4 separate regions of the Homo sapiens genome follow, and all the other regions are linked to region 4. A link is a loop called in an ENCODE intact Hi-C map of the cell type or tissue named here. Cell type or tissue: B cell. All regions are shown on one strand. Each heading gives the region's core, and the rest is flanking DNA. Links, peaks and the distances in the headings are about the cores only. Region 1 has its middle 380 kb from the start of LINC01170. Region 2 holds the start of LOC107986391 (a long non-coding RNA gene). Region 3 has its middle 79 kb from the start of ZNF608. Region 4 has its middle 260 kb from the start of ZNF608.

Evidence for each region. Hi-C counts contacts between places; a loop is a spot of excess contacts. Peaks named below come from ENCODE experiments on the same cell type or tissue, not always from the same donor. Only the 100,000 strongest peaks of a DNase experiment are listed, where the experiment ranks them.
Region 1: it touches region 4 in a loop (5-fold over the local background); 2 of 110 quality-filtered maps call a loop at or near these places.
Region 2: it touches region 4 in a loop (2.3-fold over the local background); 4 of 110 quality-filtered maps call a loop at or near these places.
Region 3: a loop joins it to region 4, with 10 times the contacts of the local background. A loop is called at or near these places in 2 of 110 quality-filtered maps.

The regions. Positions count from the first base shown.
Region 1 is chr5:124,054,607-124,059,606 of GRCh38, reverse strand. No RefSeq gene overlaps it. Among named protein-coding and RNA genes, the nearest start is that of LINC01170, 380 kb to the left of the region's middle. RefSeq lists an enhancer at 2,706-2,895. In B cell, for the core only: no CTCF peak of the experiment used is centred there; DNase peaks (open chromatin) are centred at 2,166 and 2,926; H3K4me3 peaks cover 2,139 bases; H3K27ac peaks cover 2,463 bases.
Region 2 is chr5:124,948,977-124,954,648 of GRCh38, reverse strand. It overlaps LOC107986391 (a long non-coding RNA gene), which reads right to left and starts at 3,797. Exons shown (of 5, transcript XR_001742528.2): 1 at 3,458-3,797; 2 at 3,223-3,365; 3 at 1,693-1,759. RefSeq lists an enhancer at 1,688-1,807. In B cell, for the core only: no CTCF peak of the experiment used is centred there; DNase peaks (open chromatin) are centred at 1,878, 2,318 and 2,778; H3K4me3 peaks cover 809 bases; H3K27ac peaks cover 2,035 bases.
Region 3 is chr5:124,823,019-124,828,690 of GRCh38, reverse strand. No RefSeq gene overlaps it. Among named protein-coding and RNA genes, the nearest start is that of ZNF608, 79 kb to the right of the region's middle. In B cell, for the core only: no CTCF peak of the experiment used is centred there; a DNase peak (open chromatin) is centred at 2,980.
Region 4 is chr5:125,003,979-125,009,650 of GRCh38, reverse strand. No RefSeq gene overlaps it. Among named protein-coding and RNA genes, the nearest start is that of ZNF608, 260 kb to the right of the region's middle. RefSeq lists a silencer at 3,030-3,079. In B cell, for the core only: no CTCF peak of the experiment used is centred there; DNase peaks (open chromatin) are centred at 3,180, 3,330 and 4,140; H3K4me3 peaks cover 1,264 bases; H3K27ac peaks cover 2,078 bases.

The sequences.
Region 1 (5,000 bases), core at 1-5,000, 950 kb after region 4:
AATTCTCCCGATAGTGTCTGAAGTGGTTGTAAAAGTTGTCAGAGTGAGGGGAGTGGACAGCCGTTATTTTTGTTTGCCTACATTTATTTCTCCTTCCCCTCTAACATCACAATGGCTTTCCTAGAATAAGTGAATCCTCCCTCACTCTTCTCATGCTTAGTCCACATGATTTGGGTATGGCTGACTCCACCCCATGGCTCTAAGTAGGGCAGGTGACTCAGACCTGGAAGGAGGAGTACAGTAGCCCCTGACAGAATGATTACTCAGGAGAGAACGTGTGACCATCACAGCCATTTAACATCCACTTTTTCTGGAACTGCTGGGAAAGAAACATGAAATTTCTGTTGGATTTACTAATGTGAGAGCCTGTTAGTATGGAGCTGCTTGGGACCATTTCTCAAGGAATTATGTCAAAACAGAGGAAGCCCAAGTCAAGAAGAGACTAGTGTATTTCTGAAAGCACTCTTACAGGAGCAACATCCAGTGATTCTTGGGCCTAGACTTGGACTTTTCCGTTACTATCGCTGATACATTAGCCCATTTTTGCATAAGCCTGCTTGAGTTGAATTTTAGGCTCTTACAGAAGGAAGAGACATTTTGGTTATCACTATGGCTGACGCTTAAAAGAGAGATTTAAAATTTCAACTCAAATGCCCTCTCCCTTCTCACAATTTATCCAAACTTCTATTAAGCTTCTATTAAGGCTGAGTTCAAGTTATACATTCTCTGTGGGTAGCCTCCTCCTCTGGACTGTCATGTGAACCGCACAGCAAGAGAAGCAATGTAGAGGCACTGGGTTTCACAACACATGCAGTCAATTACCTGGATGGGGGCTAGGGGTCGCCAGGAGTTTAAGGACTACTTTTTAGAAATTTATTTGTTTGTCATTTACTAATTGTAGTGAGTTGAACAATGTTCCCCCCCAAATCTGTGTCAAACCAGAATCTCAGAATGTTATTTGGAAATAAGATCTTTGCAGATGTAGTTATTTAAAAATCTCAAGACGAAATTATCCCAGATATAAGGTGGGCACAAAGTTCAATGACAGGTATCCTTATAAAAGAGGAAAGGACACAGAGACCCAAGAAGAAGGCCATGTGGAAAGAGGGGCAGAGTTTGCAGTTATGTTGCCACAAGCCAAAGAACACCAGGAGCCACCACAAATTGGGAGAGGTAAGGAAGAATTCTCCCCTAAAGTCTTTGGAGGGAGCATAGTCCTGCTGACGTCTTGATTTCAGACTTCTGGCTCCCAGTGTTATGAGAAAATAATTTCTCGTTTTTAGACACCAAATTTTTTTATTATTTGTTATGGCATCCATATGAAATGAATACACCAGTGAAGCTATAAAGTATGAGAAAGTGGGGAGAAAGCTGAAAACTCTAAGAAATGACTTTGCTGGAGAAGGGGAAGTTCATGTCAAAGTTCATTAGCATTGAGATAAAAAAGATCAGTGCTATTCCCCATACACTGTACATTCTCCCTTGTGCCTTTATCCTAATTAATCAGATGCTGACCAGGCTTTGTATATTATCTGATGGCCATTCTCAGGAAAAGCAAGGATTTGCTGAGCTTTTGCACTTTTCTGAGATGGGGAAGGCACTGAGAAAAAGGGCGCATGACGATTTTACTACAGAAATTCTGCAGTGTGATTTGGCATCATGACAATTTGGCCATCTGCTTTGTGGAGGGAGTCCAGCACCATCAACGAGACAGTGTAATTTCTGTCACTTCTTAGAGAAGCATCCTTGTAACACAACAGTCCTTTGGTGGGTTCATTGTGTGGCAGTGTAAATTTTCATGACTAGGGTCCTCGTCCATCCTGGTTTGCCTCAGACAGCCCCAATTTATGCCTGTTGTCCTGGCTGAATTAATTACAGCCCTCCCTTTTTCACTTTGAAAAGTGTCCCTGTTTGGATGATAAATTATATAGCCACCTTAGCTATGACACAATCTCTCATTAAAAAAAAAAAAAAAAAGCTGTAAAGCTTTGCAAATTGATTTACTTTCATTTTCTTGCCAACCCCACAAGATTACTTACAATGTTTTGGAAATAGTAATTACATTTTTTTTTAAAGAGAGTTTTGCCTGGGAGTTAGAAAAGGGAAGTTCAAAAAGGGAAGTCTATGCTGTCTGTTTCCTAAAGACTGTTTCGCTCCTCCACAGCAGGTGCCCCCACCAGTGCCTCCCTACCCGCTCCCAGCTTTGGTGGCAGAGCAATGCCTCTATCCAGTGAAAGGAATTTGGCTGCTTCAGCAAGGTGACAACTGCACACATCCATATCTGCAAGGCAGGTGTAAGCTGGCATTTTGCCCAAGTCTAGCCAGACAGCTTCATAAATCCTGCCCTTACCACAGCCCGAATTACTTTTCATGACACAAAGCCAAGCTGTGTTATTCACCTAATGCCCCGATTTACAGTTCCCAAGACAAAAGAACATACAGATAGAGTTTCAGGGCTCTGTTTGCCTTCACGTTTATCTAAAGGTCAGTTTCAGGTCACGCTCAAGAAACCTGACAAATGGTGGTGAATAAACCTAAAAATAAATTAAATGCAAGTGGGAAACTTAAGCATTCCTTATTCTTGTGCCAAAAGAAAACTCAACCCAATTGACATTCTTTTAATATCTGAGATAAACAGCTGTTCTCTTATTCATGGCATCGTAGGGAATTATCATGCTCCCTTCAGCTCCTGCGCACATGTACATGTGTGTGCTTCCACATAAGGTACCCACATGTACACACATACACACGTCTCGGCGCAGTTCCCGTTTAGGTATTTGTTCTTGTGTCTTTAAGGACCTGAGTTCATGGAAGACTTGAGGGTCCTCAGAGTGAGAACTGCTCTTATCTGGAACAGTGCTGTGGTTGCCCAGGAGTACCACTCATGTCCTGCCAGGCTCAGGGGCACTAGGACGTCAAGCAGAAATCTCATCACTCTATGAACGAGAAAATCAGACCAACAAATGCCGGTCCTTGGAGAGAGATAATTGCTCATATGCCAGATTCATGAAGGTGAGAGTTGAGCAGTTAACCTGAAGAATGCTTCATGCAAATAGGCTTAGAACTGCGGAACAAGAAAGTGCTGGAGCCCCACCAACTGAAAATACCTCTGCAGAAACCTCAAGACCTCAACAGTCCATTGCCGAGTTGTTGGCCATGACAGGGCTTCTAGAGCAGCACTTAATTTACCCTTGGTAATTCTAAGGAAAATGATAGACAACAACAAAAAACCCACCTTCTGCCCTTCAGAAAACTGCAATAGACTTTGAGATCTACCCCACTATGCTGTGTTTTTCTATATGTAAACCTTCTCTATGATGTAGATTTTCCTTCCTCCCACTCCATCCCCAAACCCCCAGCCTCGCTTTTCTATTCACAAGATTGGGACAGAAATTTCACTAAGAGAAGTAAGACACTGCTGGAGAAGAAACACACTGAGCCCATCACATTTCACAGTGGGTTTGTAAATTCCAGCTGCCTCTGTTAGGGTTACAGAACAAGCCCAGAGTTGTTTCTAAAGACATAGTCAAGTAAAACTCATCACTGTCAAGCTTCTGAATGCAAGGAAGAAGTGTGGCAGATGAATGTGTTTCTGTGACTGGTTTGAAAACCTGCCATATGGTTTGTGGACAGTAGCATTTGGACAACTGAGGTATAAAGGAGTCTTATGGCACCATCAGCAGCCACATTTGCTCACTCTCACCCTCTCAGCTCTCACTTGTCCCACACGTACAGATGGGGCCCTACTGCAAGACTTTTTGGCTTTCCTCCTAACAGCTTCCATTGACTTACAAAGAGTGCAGGCTGGAAGCACTGGGATTTCATTCCCCCAGAGAGCAGCCAATGGCACATGGGAGTTGGTGGATATATACCCCAGTGGTGAGAACTCTGAGATATGTTTTACACTGGCTCTCAACAGTCCCCAGTGGGGTTATGCCCCCATTGCCCACCATGATAACTGGCTCAGTAGGGCACCGTTTAGCGGCTTCTTTACCTTCCCTCTCTCATTTCCTCATCCCACTACTGGTGCTACTTGGATCCCCTCACAAATAAAGCACTTGTATTAAAATCCTTATCTGGAGTCAGATCCTGGGGGATCCCAGCCTAAGAAAGCACACTATGAGGATATCTGTGAAAAGGCAGGTGGAACTACATAGATTATGTGACTTGTGTCTGAAGAGTGAGCCCCATAGGGCATTTGGAAATGGCACAGAGGATGTGCCCTGGAGTATCCACATGTATTGATGGAGGTTATAGAATGTGAACTTCCAGATGCAAATGTACTAGTAAAAAGTGCATTATTTGTGTGCATGTGCAAGCCAGGGAGTGGGGATTGTGGGGAGAGACTAGGAGGTAAGGATGTCTCATCTTCCATTATTATTAGAATTATGACTGAGAAGACAAAGCATCACTTTGAGATTTGTCTGTGTGTTTGAAAAGGCGGATGAATGTTATTAATGTATTCCAGGAAGTACTGAACACCAACTTGAAGCTTTTATCCGCTTTTCTTTGCTCTAATTTCTAAAGCAAAAATGTCTTTCCTCCAAATACTCTATTAAAAGAACGTATGAAATTAATGAAACACATCATTACTTTTACAATGGCCAAATTGTAGATTTGTCACAGTACAGAGATGGAAACTCATTAAGCTATTGTGTTTCTGCTTCACATTTTATAGTGCATTAGAAGAAAAAGAATTTTCCAAACCTACCAAACCTTCTTCTTTTCTATTGTCTTTCCAAAACTTCTTTTATAGTTTGAGCTGCAAATCATCTGACTTATCTCTCTATGCCTATAGTATCAGTAGAACAGAAATTAAGAATAGCTGTGGCTGAAAATGAGAATCTCAATTTGGGGTTGTAAATTTCATGCTTTATTTGAGAACTAGGATAGAGTTGACAAGTCTTTCCATCCTTTGAAAGAAGATGAGTAGAGCAGCATTCTTCTTTTATCATCCTGTCAAACCCCTTCCCTCATATCTTTCAGGGAAACTGTGAATT
Region 2 (5,672 bases), core at 300-5,299, 55 kb after region 4:
GAGGAGAGAGGATCGCTCTCAGCACTTTGAGAGGCTGAGGAGAGAGAATTTAGGAGTTTGAGACCAGCTGAGGCAACATGGCAAAACACTTTCTCTAAAAAAAAATTAAAAATTAGCTGGACATGGTGGCGCGTGCCTGTAGTCGCAGCTACTTGGGAGGCCGAGGTGGGAGGATTGCTTGAGCCCAGGGGGCAGAGGTTGCAGACAAGATTGAGCCACTGCACTCCCATTGTGGGTGACAGAGTGAGACCTGTCTTTAAGAAAAAAGAAAGAGAAGTGCCCCTTTGCTAACTACTGGATTGCCCTGAGGTACAAGTCATTTTGGAAAGACAGGATATATCCCTGCATTTTTACAAATTTTCAAAATAGTGAGTTGCTTCCTCAGCATCCTTCAAAATGGAGCAATGAGGTTACTTTCTTTTTCTTTCTCTATTTTTTTTTAAATTTAGAGATGGGGTCTTGCTTTGTTGCCCAGTCTGACATGAGACTCCTGGCCTCAGGTGACCCTTCCACTTCAGGCTCCCAAAGTTGTGAGATTACAGGCATGAGCCACTGAGTCCAGCCTTTTTTGTTATATACTGTTATGAACTCCTGATTTTAAGTATATTTGATATGATCAAGCTATTGATTGAAAACTTGATGCTAACATTATCCTAATTTGGACAGGGACAGCATCTTTAGTTACGCCCCCAGGCCCTTTAGACCTAACCAGTAGTCTTTAGTAACTACCTAGATTTCTTGATATGATAAGTTGTTCCTGGTACATAGTGTACATTTTTTTTGCCCCGAAAAAGAATCAACCACTTGCCAAAGAAAGTAAAAATAACAGGTTTGATAAACACAAAAGTCTCTCCTAGCTGTAAAACAAATTGGTTTTATGATGATTCTTCATTTAGCAAACATTTTTATTGTATATAATTTTAAAGTAAAATACCTTATAGGACCTTGTCACTGTTTTTCAATTAACAAGCAGTTTTCACAACAAGGAACAGAGGAGACTTTTAACTCAGAATCTGCATTTTTTTTTTTTTTTTTTTTTTTTTTTTTTTTGGAGAAGGAGTCTCACTCTGTCTCCCAGGCTGGAGTGCAGTGGTGCAATCTCAGCTCACTGCAACCTCTGCCTCCCGGGTTCAAGCAATTCTTCTGTCTCTGCCTCCCGAGTAGCTGGAATTATAGGCACGCGCCACCATGCCCGGATAATTTTTGTATTTTTAGCAGAGACGAGGTTTCACTATGTTGGCTAGGCTGGTCTCAAACTCCTGACCTCAAGTGATCCACCTGCCTCGGCCTCCCAAAGTGCTGGGATTACAGGCATGAGCCACTGTGCCCAGCCCAGAATCTGCATTTTAATACTTGCTAGTCTTTTTGCCAGACCAAGGCCGCTGAATTCACAATACTGAGTTCTCATTTTGTACTTTAAGTTTGTGCAAGTCCCTAAGGTCATCTCATTGCAAGGTAATATATCTCAGAAAATATTTATGTCATTGAAATAATTCCAAAAAAACAGTAGAGCAGATCCCAGAATTTAAAATTAATCACCAAACTTAAACTTAAGAAAATGTATCATTCACAATAGTCTAGGTTATGCAACAATAGCAAACTACGGCAAAGCCCCAGTGGCTTCAAACAACAAAGGTGTACTTCTTGTTTATTACTAGCCTGCTGAGATTTCTTGGGGGTGCGGTCCTCTACCTGTGAGCTCAGCATCTCAGGCCACTTCCACATCACTGCACCTCCACATCAACACAAGCCTCCATAACTGAAATGGCAGAGGAAGAAAGAAATTGAGGGTTGAGCATTAGGAAGTAAATACTCTGACGCCAAGTGATGCTCATATATGATTGGCTAAAGCAAGATAGATAGCCATGCCTACATTTAAGGGAGCACATCTTCCATTGGACATTTGAACTAGATACATTGGTTAAGATTTGTAAAGTCTACCACAAAAATATTTCAGAAACTACATGAAGAGAGAAAGAAACTGATGTAGAAAGTGGAGACAAAGCAAGTTAAATCACGAGCAGTTTTGCTGCCATACAGAGTTTGAAGACATACTTTTAGGATGGACTTTATCAGAGAGACACTTTTATCCTGAGTGCTTTCTAATTCTGGCAATAATCTTTTGCTTTAAAGCCATTTCACCTTAATTCTTAAAAAAAAATAAATAAATAAAACAAGCAAATAGATGAAGGGTATTAAGTAGGTGTTAGTGTGTTCGCTTTAAGAGTATATGTGGGCGCCAGCGAACACTGCTACTGAAAAGTGTCTCTGCACAAGTGAAACTGAAAACTGTTAAGTTTAGCCCAGGCCAGGTGCAGTGACTCACACCAGTAATCCCAACACTTTGAGAGGCCAAGGCCGGGTGAACTGCTTGAGCTCATGAGTTTGACATCAGCCTGGACAACAGGAGAAACCCCATCTCTACAAAAAATATTATACAAAAATTAGCCGGGTTTGGTGGCACACACCTGTAGTCCCAGCTACTCAGGAGGCTGGGGTGGGAGGATCACCTGGGCCTGGAAAGCTGAGGCTGCGGGGAGCCGTGATCACACCACTGCCTCCTAGCCCAGGTGACAGAGTAAAACTCTGTCTCAAAAAAAAAAAAAAAAAAAGTTTAACCCAAAGCTGCCTCCTTACATATTTTAAGTTTGGTCTAGAGGTTTCTCCATACTGCAGTGAGCTGTAACCTAGCTGGATGTGTAAACGGACTGCAACCTACTCTTGTAACAAGTAGCCAAGTCACAGCCAATCACAGAAGCGCTACTTTAACCACACACAAGCAGCCAACTTTTCAGTGTTCAAGTAAAGCAAACGCCAAGCTGTAACCAATCAGGGTGTTTCTGTACCTCACTTCCATTTTCTCTACTTCACTTTCCTTTTTCTGTCCACAAATCCTCTCTGATCACATGGCAGGAGGGAAATCACTCTGAATTTATTCTGGTGGGTGAGGGGAGGATGTGGCATGTGTTGCCCAATTCATAAATTGTTCTTTGCTCAATTCACCTCTGTTAAACTTAATTTGTCTGAAGTTTACAGAGTTTGAGCAAAGAACAATTTAACAAAACATATAAATTTACTTGTTAAAAAAAGCAAAGCCAATAATATGTAGCTCTTCTACACAGTCTGGAAAAGACAGAAACCTCCTGTATTAGTTTCCTGTGGCTGCTGTAACAAATTAGCACCAACTTGGTGGCTTAAAATGGAAGAAATGTATTTTCTCACAGTTTTTTGGCCGGAAGTCCAAATTCAGGGCCAGCCATCGTGGCTCATGCTTGTAATCCCAGCACTTTGGGAGGCCAAGGGAGAAGGATCACTTGAGGCTAGGAGTTTGAGACCAGACTGGGCAACATAGCGAGACCCCATCTCTAAACAGAAAAAGAACAAAACAGTTAAAAACAAAACAAAAAAACTAAATCAGTGTGTAGGCAGAGGCTCTAGGGGAGATTCTGTTCCTCACCTCTTCCAGCTTCTGATGGCAGTCAGAAGCTTGTGACTGGATCACTCATCTTTGCCTCTGTCTTCACTTGGCTTCCTCCTGTACATCTGTCTCCTCTATGCATCTCTTACAAAGATCTGTCATTGCATTTGGAAGCTACTTGAATAATCCAAGATAAGCTCCTCTTCTGAAGAAACATAATTATATCTCCAAAGACCCTTTTTCTGGATAAGGCAATATTCATAGGCTCTGCAGGTTGAGAGGTAGACATATCTTTTGGGAATGGGGGCAAAGGAGAAGGGTCACCAATTAACCATCTCCACAAGAGACATAACTCAAGAAGAAAGCATAAATGGGATTGGTATTTCTGTTTTTGGAATTTTAGATTTAGAAGTTTAATATCTATTTTCTGAGATAAAAATCAGAGTAAGCAAAAAAGAAGAAAGCATAATCACTGACAAGAAGGCAGGGCAAAAGCAACACCTTCTGACTCTGAAGTGCTGAAGGTTGAAGGTAGGTCCAGACAAATCCGTAAGACTGTCTTTAGTGCTCCTTTCCCCGACTTTAGTAATAAAAAAGCTAATTACACAAAAACTTTAAGTCATTAGGAAGCTCAATTGTGGAGCTGATTCTGTTTAAATCAAGCCTGAATGAGTAAAAGTTAGTTTTATAATTTTGGAGGATTTCAAAGTAAAAGAAAGGTATTCAAGAAAATGTGTTTAAGTAGCGCATCTCCATTCTCAGTGATTTTGGACAAAATGATGTGTGGCTGTAACTTCCTTTATGGTTAAATTGTAAGATATTATGTATTACAACATGATCGAATATATGCCATTTCAAACCATGCCCAAGATAAATGACCCATATTTCAAGTTAAGCTTTTTACATTTGAAAAGAAGACAACAACCTTGGACCATTACTGAATCCCGGAGCAGAAAGACTGATGTAGCACATATTCTAAATATCATTTGAGTTGAAGGCAATGAAATTTGTTATATTCTATGATATTTGAGAACGTATGTGAGCTTTTTAAATGTGCTCCATGGTTCAGTACTATTAAGTCCTGATACATCCAGTTGATGCATCGCGTCATCAACCTGCCAGCAAGCCCTTGGAGAGCCATTTGTCCCTGGATCCAAATCAAGTATGTACCCTGACTGCTAAAAAATATTTTGTTAGACTAAATGACTGAGCTATCTTTACGGGCCTGCCAAATGAATTATGACAAAGGTTGACCACTTTGGGCCCTCAGGCAGTATTACCAAAAGAAAAAGAAAAAAAATCTGTTCTTCCTAGTTGCTGGTCTTCTCCAGAACAAATGCCTCATTCTTTCTTTTATGAATCTTAGTTGAGGTTCAAGGTTCTTGCACTTTTTTATCTTGGAACTTAACAACGTACAGATGTCATTTATCCTGTACATTGTGTCAAGAGACATATTTTAAAGTTGGTATATAATGTGATTTCTCTGATTCCTGAATCTAAAGGAAGTTGAGGCATAACGGAAAGAGGACAGGTGTTGGAGCTCGACTTACCTGGGTTCAAATTCCAGCATTACTACTTAGTGGGCTCCACATCTTTTTAAGTGGGATAATAGTATCTACCAATGGGATTGCTGTTATGGTAAATGGTGATTAAGTGCCTAACAAACTGTAGGCACTTATACAAAGGCGGCTTTTGTTATTACCTGACAACAACAGGCTTTCTCTAAAATTGCTAACTAAAGATTTGCAAAGATAAATATACTAACTTTGAATATGTATAAAATAACAGGGAGCAGTTGGGCCTATGGCCAACGGAAAAATACATAATGTACCTGAAGGCATTCAAAAACAAAAAACAGCAAAACAATTACAAATAACAGTAACAACAACAACAAACCCACTGTGCCTACCTGACCAAACCATTGGTCTCTAAACATTCAAATTCAAACACTGTATAATTTAAGAAAGGTCATTAGAAATTAATTTGCCTTTCAGCAAATTTATGTACCAGACAGGCAAAAGGCTTTTACATTTTTTAACAAATAGTTTTCAAACTCATTTTAAGTTTCCCCTTGTTCCTCTGACCAACACATCCTAACTTTGTTTTACTGCTCCCATGCCGATTCAGAGATCTTGAACGTTCAGACAACCACAAGAAGGGTATTCAGTTTCTCTGTCTGACTACCTGAATTCCCGGGAAAGCCAACAGAAATAGAACAGAATGGAGTTACAGAGGATGTTTCATTTCCTTCAGG
Region 3 (5,672 bases), core at 285-5,284, 180 kb after region 4:
TGGGAGGATAGACAGTTCGAGTTTTTGTGTTGCTGATTTCCCATCTATGATGGTCAGTTTCAAGCTACCAAGGCAATGTCATTGCACACAGAGTTGGGGAAAGATGAAGCAGTACACCATTATATTACATTTCTATCATACACTTACAATAGATGGAGATAACCTCAAGAACATGGAAATAATTAAGAGGTGGTCGATTTTAATATATTATCTTTGTTTTAACATCATTTATTTAATTTAAAACTTGCATAATCTAATTTTGAAGAATGACTGTGTTTAACAATCAGCTCACCAAAATCCTAAAAATGGAAAATCAGTTCGTAGGAACAATCCATTGCACTAGTTGGCATGCTCCTGGTCTACGTAGTAGCCCTACAGATTTCTCCCACTGGAGAAATTACTAATGAACAAGCTGGTTCAGGCCAGCCCTATCATCATACCTGAACCAAAAAAAAAAAAAAAAGAGGAAACTCAATAAAATCCCTCTGATATAGAAAAAGAGCAGGGCATCCCTACCAGAGATAAGTACCAAAATCATCTAGGTGAAACTTTAGAGGATTTTAGAAATTTCGTGGTCCATTAACATTATGTAATTATTTCTAAGGTTGGCTAAATTTCATAGAAAAGAATGGTATTTCCACATACTTGTGCATTTTTATTTTAACTGACTGATAACAGACTTCAGCCAATTTTCTGGAGAAATGTGATAATATAGCTTACTCTATTTTTATATATGACACAAGGACTGACTTATTACCAAATTTATAAACTGAAATTTAAACAACTGAAGAAATCCATAATGTCTGGGATATTTTGTTAGTTCTATACAATTAGTTTGCAAATGAATTTCATATAATAAAATAAATCCATAATTAGGAATAAGAATAACTAGTTAAGAGACTGTAAATACTTCTCTAGTCTAAAGGAAAATTTATGTATCTATCGCTCTGTCAAAGGCTTCAAGTATAGTAACATTGTTTTTACTACGGATTTAGTAAGATTTGTTTTTGAGAGTCTGAACTTTATTTTGAAGAGTAATTAACTCTAAAATTGTGTCTATCCACAGAAGAAATGAATCTGAAAAGCAATTGTTCCTCTCTAAGCAAAAGGAACAATAATTGAACAAATATGCTTTTCCAGGTAGGTCAGCTTTGCCCCTCATTTTTTTCAGGATAGGCCCAAGGTAGAAATGTTCTTGTATTTAGTGAAGATTATGCCCCAAAAAGCTGCCACCAAAAAGCTGAGCTTCTAGAGAACCTCTATAACTACTCTCAAGATGAAAGAGGATCTAAGAAGTTTAGAAGATCCAGTGTAGACCCTCTCATGGAATTGACCAACACAAAATAATGCCACCAATATTCATGAAGATCTTTAGGGCCTTAGAAAGCAGGCGTGGCTCAACCTGTAATCCCAGCACTTTGGGAGGCTGAGGTGGGCAGATCACCTGAGGTCAGGAGTTCCAGAACAGCCTGGCCAACATGGAGAAACCCCATCTCTACTAAAAATACAAAGAAAATTAGCCAGGTGTAGTGGCGGGCGCCTGTAATCCCAGCTACTCGGGAGGCTGAGGCACAAGAATCGCGAAACTCCGTCTCAAAAAAAAAGAGAAAAGTCTGGTTTATTGAAGTAAAATTTACATCAAGAAATAATTTACCCTTTTGAAGTACACAATTTTATAAATTTTGACAAATGTACACAATTGTGTGACTAGTACCCTACTTCAAGCTTACTTCTTATTACTAGACCACACCACCTGTACTACATTACAAATAAAAATATTTTTAGGCCAGGCTCAGTGGCTCATGCCTTGTAATCCCAGCACTTTTGGCAGCCAAGGTGGACAGATCACGAGGTCAGGAGTTCAAGACCAGCTTGGCCAACATGGTGAAAACCCATCTCTACTAAAAATATAAAAAGTAGCCCGGCGTGGTGGCACGCACCTGTAATCCCAGCTATTCAGGAGGCTGAGGCAAGAGTATCACTTGAACCTGGGAGACGGAGGTTGCAGTGAGCCAAGATCATGCCATTGCACTCCAACCTGGGTGACAGAGTGAGACTCTGTCTCAAAAAAAAAAAAAATTTAATCCTATTACTATCTTATGAATAGCATAATTATGCTGCATTTGATATTTTGTGGGTAAAAGCATTTAATTTGTAAATATGTAAGTTTCTAAATTACTTTAATGTTTATAAGCCTGTCTTAGTCATTCTCCATTTTTAAGTTAAACCAAGTCTATCAAAAATACAAGGTAGTCTTGGTCTCTCTCCTGTGCTCAAATAACTTGGCCTAATTATGTGGTTGGCTTTACAGACAACTGAAAAACCGTGTATAAAGATTATGCATTTACTTTTTTACAGAAAGTTGAATTGTATGTCTCTTACACTACTCTTGCCATACTCCATCTCTCTCATCACCCTTCCCAAGTCTAACTAGCAAAAAGTTAAGTTACATAAAGTAATATTTTAAAGCTAGTGGGTCTGTGCATTCTAAATACACAAGACACTGGAATGGCCTATCAGTTCCTCTTCTCCCTCCCCATCCCCCACTTTTATTTTACTCTTTTGAGAATCAGTGAGGCCACACTTACTGAGTGTTACTGAGGCTTTTCAGGCCACTTGAATATCTACATCATAGCAATATTGCACCTCAAAGAAACTGTTCTCAGCATAGATGGGAAAAAAATCACTCACTTGAGCAAATGATCGGACAAAATTGTACAAAAACATTTTTAAAACTGCTAGGGTTTGAACATTTATCCCCTCTAAAACCCACATGGAAATTTAATTCCCAATGTGGCAGTATTGACAGGTGGAAATTTTAAGTTGATTGGGTTATAAGGGCTCTGCCATCCTTAATGGATTAATCTATGTATGGATTAATGGGTTCATGGATTAATGGGTTATCACTGGAGTGGGACTGGTGGCTTTATAAAAAGAGGAAGAGAGACCTGAGCTAGCATGCTCAGCCGCCTCACCATGTGATGCCCTGCACCACCTGGGGACTCTGTAGAGAGTCCTAGCAGCAAGAAGGCTCTCGCCAGGTGCAGCCCCTAGATCTTGGACTTCTTGGCCTCCATAATTATAAGAAATAAATTCATTTTCTTTATAATTTACCTAGTTTCAGGTATTCTGTTATAAGCAACAGAAAGTGGAAGAAAATACAAACAGTTGCAAGCATAGATAGTAGTGGAAAGATATATCTTTGTGGTGAATATTTCCCCAATTCAATTCTCAATGACTTCACAATGTGAATGGGTGCTGTGTACTTCAGCTTCCGTGTTTAATGTGCTTATTTGTAAGATGTAAATCATATATACCTCATGGGAGTTGTTCGCAAAATTCAATAAAAATAACCTGTTTACCAAGCAGAGCCCCTACCATGCAGAAGATACTAAATCAGTTATTTTCCTCTCGTCCTCCTTAAAAATTAGTTTCAAAATCCATTTCAAATATTCAAAGCTACTTGTAGACTCCAAAATCTACATTTAAATCAAGAAAACACGGTAAAAAGGTGGTCAATAATGCTGACCCTTAATGAAAGTACCACACTGTTTTGAGAGTATAGATCCCCTCTTCATGGATTTTGTGTCTCATAGCTTCTTATTGCAAGTAAACAAGAGCCTTTTGTGGTAATCTCTCCCACGTGAGCAATGGGAACAGATTGTTTTCAATCTAACACAAACAAGAAATTGCTTAAGTAAAGGTAGTGACTGTATGAATCATAAACCACTTTCTCAGATAACAGCCATTATGTAAGTCTGTGGATAAATTTGACAATTTTTATTTCATTGCCTTTTGACAGCCCTTTAGAAGGGTTTAAGAGAACAAGATCTGACTACAGCTTTCAAAAATTCATCACTGAATATTTGTTACCCTTGCTCCCTGTGATAGCTGAAGAACTAAGATAATGCCCTTCAAATGGAGATAAATTACAATCTTTCAAAAGATTATCACGGGCTTAATCGAGTTTGCTCCAGCAGCTGAACAGCCTGTGACCTTGTTAGTTACACAACAAACATATCTGTTACTTTATGTTTCTATAGGTAGCGGGGTAGAACCTTTAAACTACATGTTTTCTGTATATAAAATGACAGATTTTTTTAGATAAAACAGAAGATGTTTTATTTTAAAAGAATATACCAAGCTACTTCATATATTTAGTGTAATTTTTTAATGATTTGTGTTGAAATAACTTCAGAATTACCAAAAAGTTGAGAAAATAATATAAAGACTATATGGATACCTCTCACTCAGATTCCTCAAATGTTAAAATTTTATAGATGTGTAGTGTGATTTAAAAGAGGACGATGATTCCTGATTCAGAAACAGGAGTCTTGTATAATTCTGTGATAACATATTATATGTCTAATAAAGGCATAGGGATTTCACATTGAAAATAATTTAGGAGAATGTTAGAGAATCCACATTCTCAATTTCTTTGAAAGAAATCAACTGACAACTTTTACATATAAATGTAACTAACTGCAGGTGTATGAACACATCCCAGCATATGGTCCAGTTTATGAAAACTACAATACTACATCTTGGGAAATTAAAGTACTTTTATCCTGAATATAATGTTACAAATAGCATGGAAATCAGCACTTCGGGTGTTCCAGGATGTCAGCACATCAGCAGTTATACCAGAGTGCCAGCCTTCAACAGAAGGGAGGGAGAGTTTGAATGGAATTAATTATTAAATGGTAACATTTAATCCTAGATCCTTATTATGAGTGCCAAGAGAAAACATCTGTGGGTGCTTAGAACAGACAGATTTGGAGCATCCATACAGATTCTGCTAGGTTTGATGAAACCTCCCAGGGAACAAGGTGATTTGGGAAGCTAAACATTTATTCTCCCACTTACACTCATAACCTCTCTGGAAATAGATGAGTCCGTGGTACCAAGAATGACTTTATGACTTACCCCATGTGGCAGAGAAGAAAAGGAAAGGCGCTTCCTTTCCACTTTTGCCGTGTCAGGGCTATTTGAAACGAGTTCAGTGTCCATGGAAGAAAACTAAATATCACTGTATTGGACAATCTAGCAGCAGCTGCCATCTGTATGACAATATCCATTTATTCTGTTCCCTGCCACCTCTTGCATCTCTGTTGCAGTGTTCTTTTGTAAGTGTTCCTGACATTTTGTTTATCTTTCTTTTAAACATTCTGCCAAGATTATGTCTGAAAATGAGGGGAAAAAAAACCCTCCATTTTTCACTTGCTAAATCTGTTACAAGGGAAACAATTCAGTGCCATTCTCAAAATACTAAGGAGCTTTCAAGATACTGAAAATTCTCCAGTAAGTTGCCAAGCAAAATCAGGGCTAGAGTATAAATGTGAAAGGGACAAATAAGTTCTCATACATGATGCTAGTTGGATGGGATCAAACTCTTAATGGATGGCCTATTCTCTCCATTGTTTAAACGGCAGGCTTAAATAAAAACACATTTTCCCTCTTAGCCTCATAAGTAGACACATATATATAAACACTTTCTATACTTCTTAATGAAAGAGAGTCCTTTCTGAGGTACCTGAAGAAATTTAAAAATTTAGTATTAAAATTATTTTGATTCACAAATCATAATTGTGCACATTTATGGGGTACAATGTGATGTTTTGATATATGTACACAACATGGCATGATTAAATCAAACTGATTCACATATCCAT
Region 4 (5,672 bases), core at 338-5,337:
ATTATCCAGGTAGTATTTCAAGAATCACTTTGCATGGCCAAAGAGCGTGTAATCTAGTTGTCTTCAGCATAATCACCATCTTCTATGGAAAACCATCTTTATACATTATACCATCTTCCATTCACAACCAAATCAGAGCCCAAGGTTAAAAACATAATCTCTCGGTGTCTTCAGGGTGAGAATGAGCTTTAAAGTCCCATATTTCTTGGGTAATTACTCTTATTATTAATGTTATGTGTAGCAGAAAATGAGCATTTTAAATACCGCATTTGTGAACATAGATGTTTTTCAATGAAAAAAAGCTATTTTGTAAGGTTACTCTAATAATGACCAGATATGTATTCTTATGTCACCACATCTGAAATTTGACCAAAACCAACAATTAAAAATATCACCAGAGGTGCTGGGGGAGGGAAAAATGGGAAGTAGTTGTACAATGGGGATAGCATTTCAGCTTCGCAAGGTAAAAAAAGTTCTGGAGATCTGTTGTACAACAGAACTACTGAACTGTATGTTTTAAAATGGTTAAGATGTTAAATTTCATGTTATATGTTTTTTAACACAATTAAAATTTTGTCAATATTTAAAAAATACTATCAAGGGGCAAATTTCCCTGGAACTAGGCAAATGGGCTAGGTGGGGTGAATTATCTACTTGCAAAAGCCAGTTTTAATTTATATGTGGCATTTATAGAGAATGCTGGTAAAGCTGCCAGAGGGGTCAAGGAAAACAAGCAACGAGAAGATGATCAATGCCTTTGTCTCCTTGAATAATTTTGATTTGTGCAGAATGTCAGAAATCACCTCTCAGAAAAACCTCTTATCATGAAAAATATGGCTGGAGAATCTATGAAAAACATTACTCCCTAACAAGGCTTATTGATTCTCAACACCATCATTGCTTAAACATTGACAAGGCCAAGTTTCTAAATGTCAGATATGCAACAAGGACTGCTTGGATGAAAGTACAAGAGAGGGAAAGATGACTTGTTGAGCTTGCACTGAGTGCTTTACACGTGATATTTCATTTAATCTTGTGAGGTAGGTACTGTTAATTCCCATATTTCCAAAAGAGGAAATTGGATCTGGGAGGTTAAGAAACTTGTCCTATTTCACCAAGAGAGAACTGACATCATTAGAAATGGAACTCCAATTTAAAGAGTCTGATTCAGTTCAATCTTAATTTTCAGTCTAATCTTAATTTGTTACACCATTCTGGAAAGTCAAAAGTGAAATTGAAGGAGAGAAGTATAACTAGTTTCTCCTGCCAGCTTTCATACTCTATGATGGTTGTCATACTCTATGACGACTCTCTATGAACCCCGGTCCCCAGGACTCTAAGCCAGCCTTCTTGAGTGACCATCTACCCATCACTGAACTGCATTAGTCATTATCTTATAATCCATCCTTTCAGCAACCAATCATCAATATCCTAATTCTTAGGCACAGAAAAGAATCTAACAGTCTAGTGAGAAAGCTGCCTGTATACAAAGGTACCTGTCACAATGGGAGTATGCCCAAGGTTCCATGTGGGAAAAATTAAAACACCAAAATGGAGGAAGGAGTTAAAGGAGAAGGAATAGATGGGATATAGTACCTACAACCAGGGGCAATGAGAATTACAAGTGTGTTTTCCATCTTCCAAGTCCAAGGCCATATCCGAGGTCCACCTCTGAATTTTGTGAGCAAGATTCATAAAATTTTTTGGAAATTAAGCAGTACTTAGCATTTTAATTTTTGCCATATTAGTATCTGACACTGACCAAATGACAGACCAAGAATATTTCTTATTCTGTTATTGAGGACTAAATAGGGTTCTTACTTAGAAATCAGGTTGTTGAGGGGTGGGGAGGTGGTGGCTGGTAACAGGGAGATGGGAGCATAAGACTCTATTATTTGTGAAAATCCAAATTTCTTAAGTAATCTTTGTTGGATATAAACTGACAATGTGACCTTTCCCCTATGCATACTGTAAATGTATAACATGGTAGACAACTAAAGCTTCATTCTTTTGTCTTCTTTCATTATTCTTTCATGAATTGGAAATACATCTTCCAATTTTGTATCATGTTTCATATATAAAACATGACAAACCTTGTAATATATAACCTATATAATATATAACCTTGGAATATATAACCTATATTTTATATAATATTATAATATAAAATAGATATCACATAATTTTCCTACCAACTTAATTAGGCCTCCCAAAAGGATTACCTTAAATACACCAAAATGTGATTTGTTGATCATACTTGGGAGAACAGTTTTAAAACTCCCCGTATTGCCTTGGGCTTTCTTTGGATTTCTTGGGTCTGATTTTCACAATAAGTTACAATAGATATGCTGATGGGGGCCCGTGGAATAGGGAGCATCACTGGACAGATCCAGGCTAAGGAAAGCTTGCATTGCAAGTGGGTGATGCTGAACAACTCTCAGGGGGAAAAACAAGAAGAAAGCTAGAGAGGTTCACCAACTATAATTAGCTCCATTAAATCCCTTTAACTGAATTTCTAACATGCTGTTTAAAGAATGGAAACATTTATGGGAAAAGGTAGCACACCCCTTTTTGGTCACTGTTATTGGATGTAAAAAGCAAACTACATTTACAGGTCCCATGGCTATCAAATCTATTTTCTCAAAACAAAGTTTTCTTAGCATTGTTTGTTATCCAGGAAATTTCACAGCTTTAAGGGACCCAGACTTCAAAGTCAAGGAAGTGAATTTGGGGCATGGAAGACTGGGGGCACCGAGTGAAATTACCCATCAGCATTAAAAAATTACTAGATTTTTTTTTCTGGTCATTTGTTGACCGCAGAGTCAGAATAGCTACATATAATTTTGAAAGCATGCATGTATCTTTTTAAAGACGCATAGATATATTCATTCGCTTTATCATTTCATAAAAAATCTGGCCGATCAGACGAATACTGTTTATCAGTTGTTGATGGAAAGAACCTTCCTTTGCTAAACATTGTGTAGGAACAGCAGCATGACCCTTGGGTCATGGGATAACACTTGTGCACTCATGCTCACAGGGGCCTTTTTTTGTAAGTGGCACCTGCTGTGAGGCTCTCCTTATAAATACTGACTGCCTGCAGCAAATCACATATGTTTTAGGCACTAGAAAAACCGACAGGAAGTAATCACTAAACGAAAGACAGAAACAGTAAGGGGTATGTGGGGGGAGGGGGAGAAAAAAAGCCTCCAGTAACTGTTTGGGGGATGTTTGGAGGAATTAATTTAAAGTGTAGAGTATAAGTAGCCTTGCTGTGCTGCTCAATTTGGCCCAGACCTCAGCTCAGCTTAGCTGAGAAGGCACAGGGCATCTAAGGAGGATGGGACGTCGTTACCTAATATGAGTGGGGGCATCAGGCTGGAAAATCCCTTTCATTAGTTTTGGTAGTTTGAAGTCCTTAACAATTTTAGTTGTTCTTGTTATTTTGTGGCATTTGGGTTTTTCCATTGAACACCTTCCCCATGATTTTAAGTGTGAAAATAAATGCTTTTATTGTGGTGCAAACCTTCCTTATTAGCCAAAGACCACTTCCCTTTATGCTTCCAGGGGACTGCCCCCACCACCTGGTGTACTGAACGTTGGATGTTAAAAAAAAATCATGCTTGAGTTTATCTTGTTTTTACACCAGTTTATTTTGAGTGTATTTCAAAGCCATATAATAACATTATTTTATAGACTTCCAATTAAGTGCTAACAAAGAAAATATTTGTCTACTCTCCATTCCCCCAACAATTTCTGGACCTCATTTCAAAGAGATGCATGTTACCTGAATGTTAATTGCTTTTTTTTTTTCCCAGAGAAACCAAAGCATGTTGTTTGTTTTCAGAGGAGTATTTATATTTAATATGTTTACATTGAAGTCACATTTGCTCTCTTCCTTAAATGACTTCTCTAATAACTATTTTTAGCTTACAATCACATTAACAATCTGCCCCTAAAGAATTCCTCAGTCTTATTTTTTATAATTTTTATTTTAATATTTGACAGTTTCTTTGTAAAAAGGAAAGAGCATTTGAAATAATATTGGGTATTTTGCCAAGTCTGTCAAAGGAGTAACACTTCCACTTTCTCAGCTCCGTCTCATTAAAATTGTATTCTAATTCTGTCTTAACTTGGTCTCGGTGCTTCATAAGTCATTGCCTGCTCATTACTTGTAGTGTGGGAGATGAAATTTATTCAAACCTAATAGCTGAGATAAAGAATGGAAAGGCAGGCAGCTGGCAGAAATGAAATTAGCCTATTTTAGTACTTTTCCGGCTGGATTTTTGCACAGCCACCAGTTATGCCATGTGTCAGTTTGCATTTGTGACACTATCTATGTTTAGTTTATAGATTTCCGTTAGTATGATACTCTTAAAATGAAAATACAGGAGATTCTCCCCTTCCCCCCCCCACCCCGCCTTTTTTTTTTTTTTTTTTTTTTTTGTCTTTGGCATTGAAATGTCACTGAGTATCTGAGTTGATAAACGGGAAAACATGATTTTCTATAGTTTTCTATAATTATAGAATCATTAAAATTGCCCAAGAAAGATTAATTGTTTCATTGTGTTACAATTCATATTGGTATGTCTTACAGAAAAGAACATTAATGACAGAGAGTAAATGTTATACCCTCAGCATGGTTTGAGGGGAAATGGATTTAGAATGTAATGTGACTTACAAGCAATTTCAGGTAGAATACAGGAGGGAGCTACGCTTCTAACCTAAACACTCCATCTCCAGCTTTAAATGTCAAAAGAATACACTGTGGAATTCCTAATTCTGAATATAGAGGAGTATTTGAAGAACATTGTCTAAAAGCATTGTACTTTTCCATTATAAATTGAGTTGTTAAGGAATTATATGGTCTAATTACTAAACTTGGTATTTTTGACTACTTTGATTATGAACATACATTGTCATTAGCTAGATAATTAAATTGACTGCAATAACAAGTCATAATTTAGAAATATGTTTGAAATTACTTTCTATATGAAAGCAAAGTCTTTGTTGATCTATGTATGTGATTAATGTCAAGTGTCACGAGTTAGCTGAGAGATTTCAGTGTAAAAATATGTGCATTTATATAAAAGAAAGAAGTTCATTTATACTCTAATTCTTAAAGTAAACAATGGAGCTTGATATGTGCCTAAATGTAAGTACTGATGGATTTTTTTCTGCTTACTCAAAGAAAATATAGGAAGAAAAATACTTTTCTTAGAAATGTGATGGTTATGTTTAGGTTAGGTTTAACCATTTATGCATACAGTGCAATGTTTACACTCAACCTAGAAACTTTACAAATAATATACTTAGATTTAAATTTAAATAGATAGAACCAGTCAAAGTATTACGTAAGATATGTGGACATTTCTGTCAAACCCACTGTAGTACGAAATTACAAAATATTTTATGTGACCAATAAATTGTGCAGATAAGCAGCGGACCACAGTCATAAACAAACTTGTCTTTGTTGTAGGTATTCTCTGGTAACAGTAGCTGGATTAGAAAGGTGACCTTCTTGAGAGCATTTAGCATGGTGGATTTTTATTTGCTTTTTATGTCTTTAGCATTGTGAAATTTTGTTCGCGGTTTTTGTAAACCATCTAGCAGAAGAGTAGGTCAAGTTATAATCTAGGACTAAACTAGAAATCAATAGACCATACAAGGCT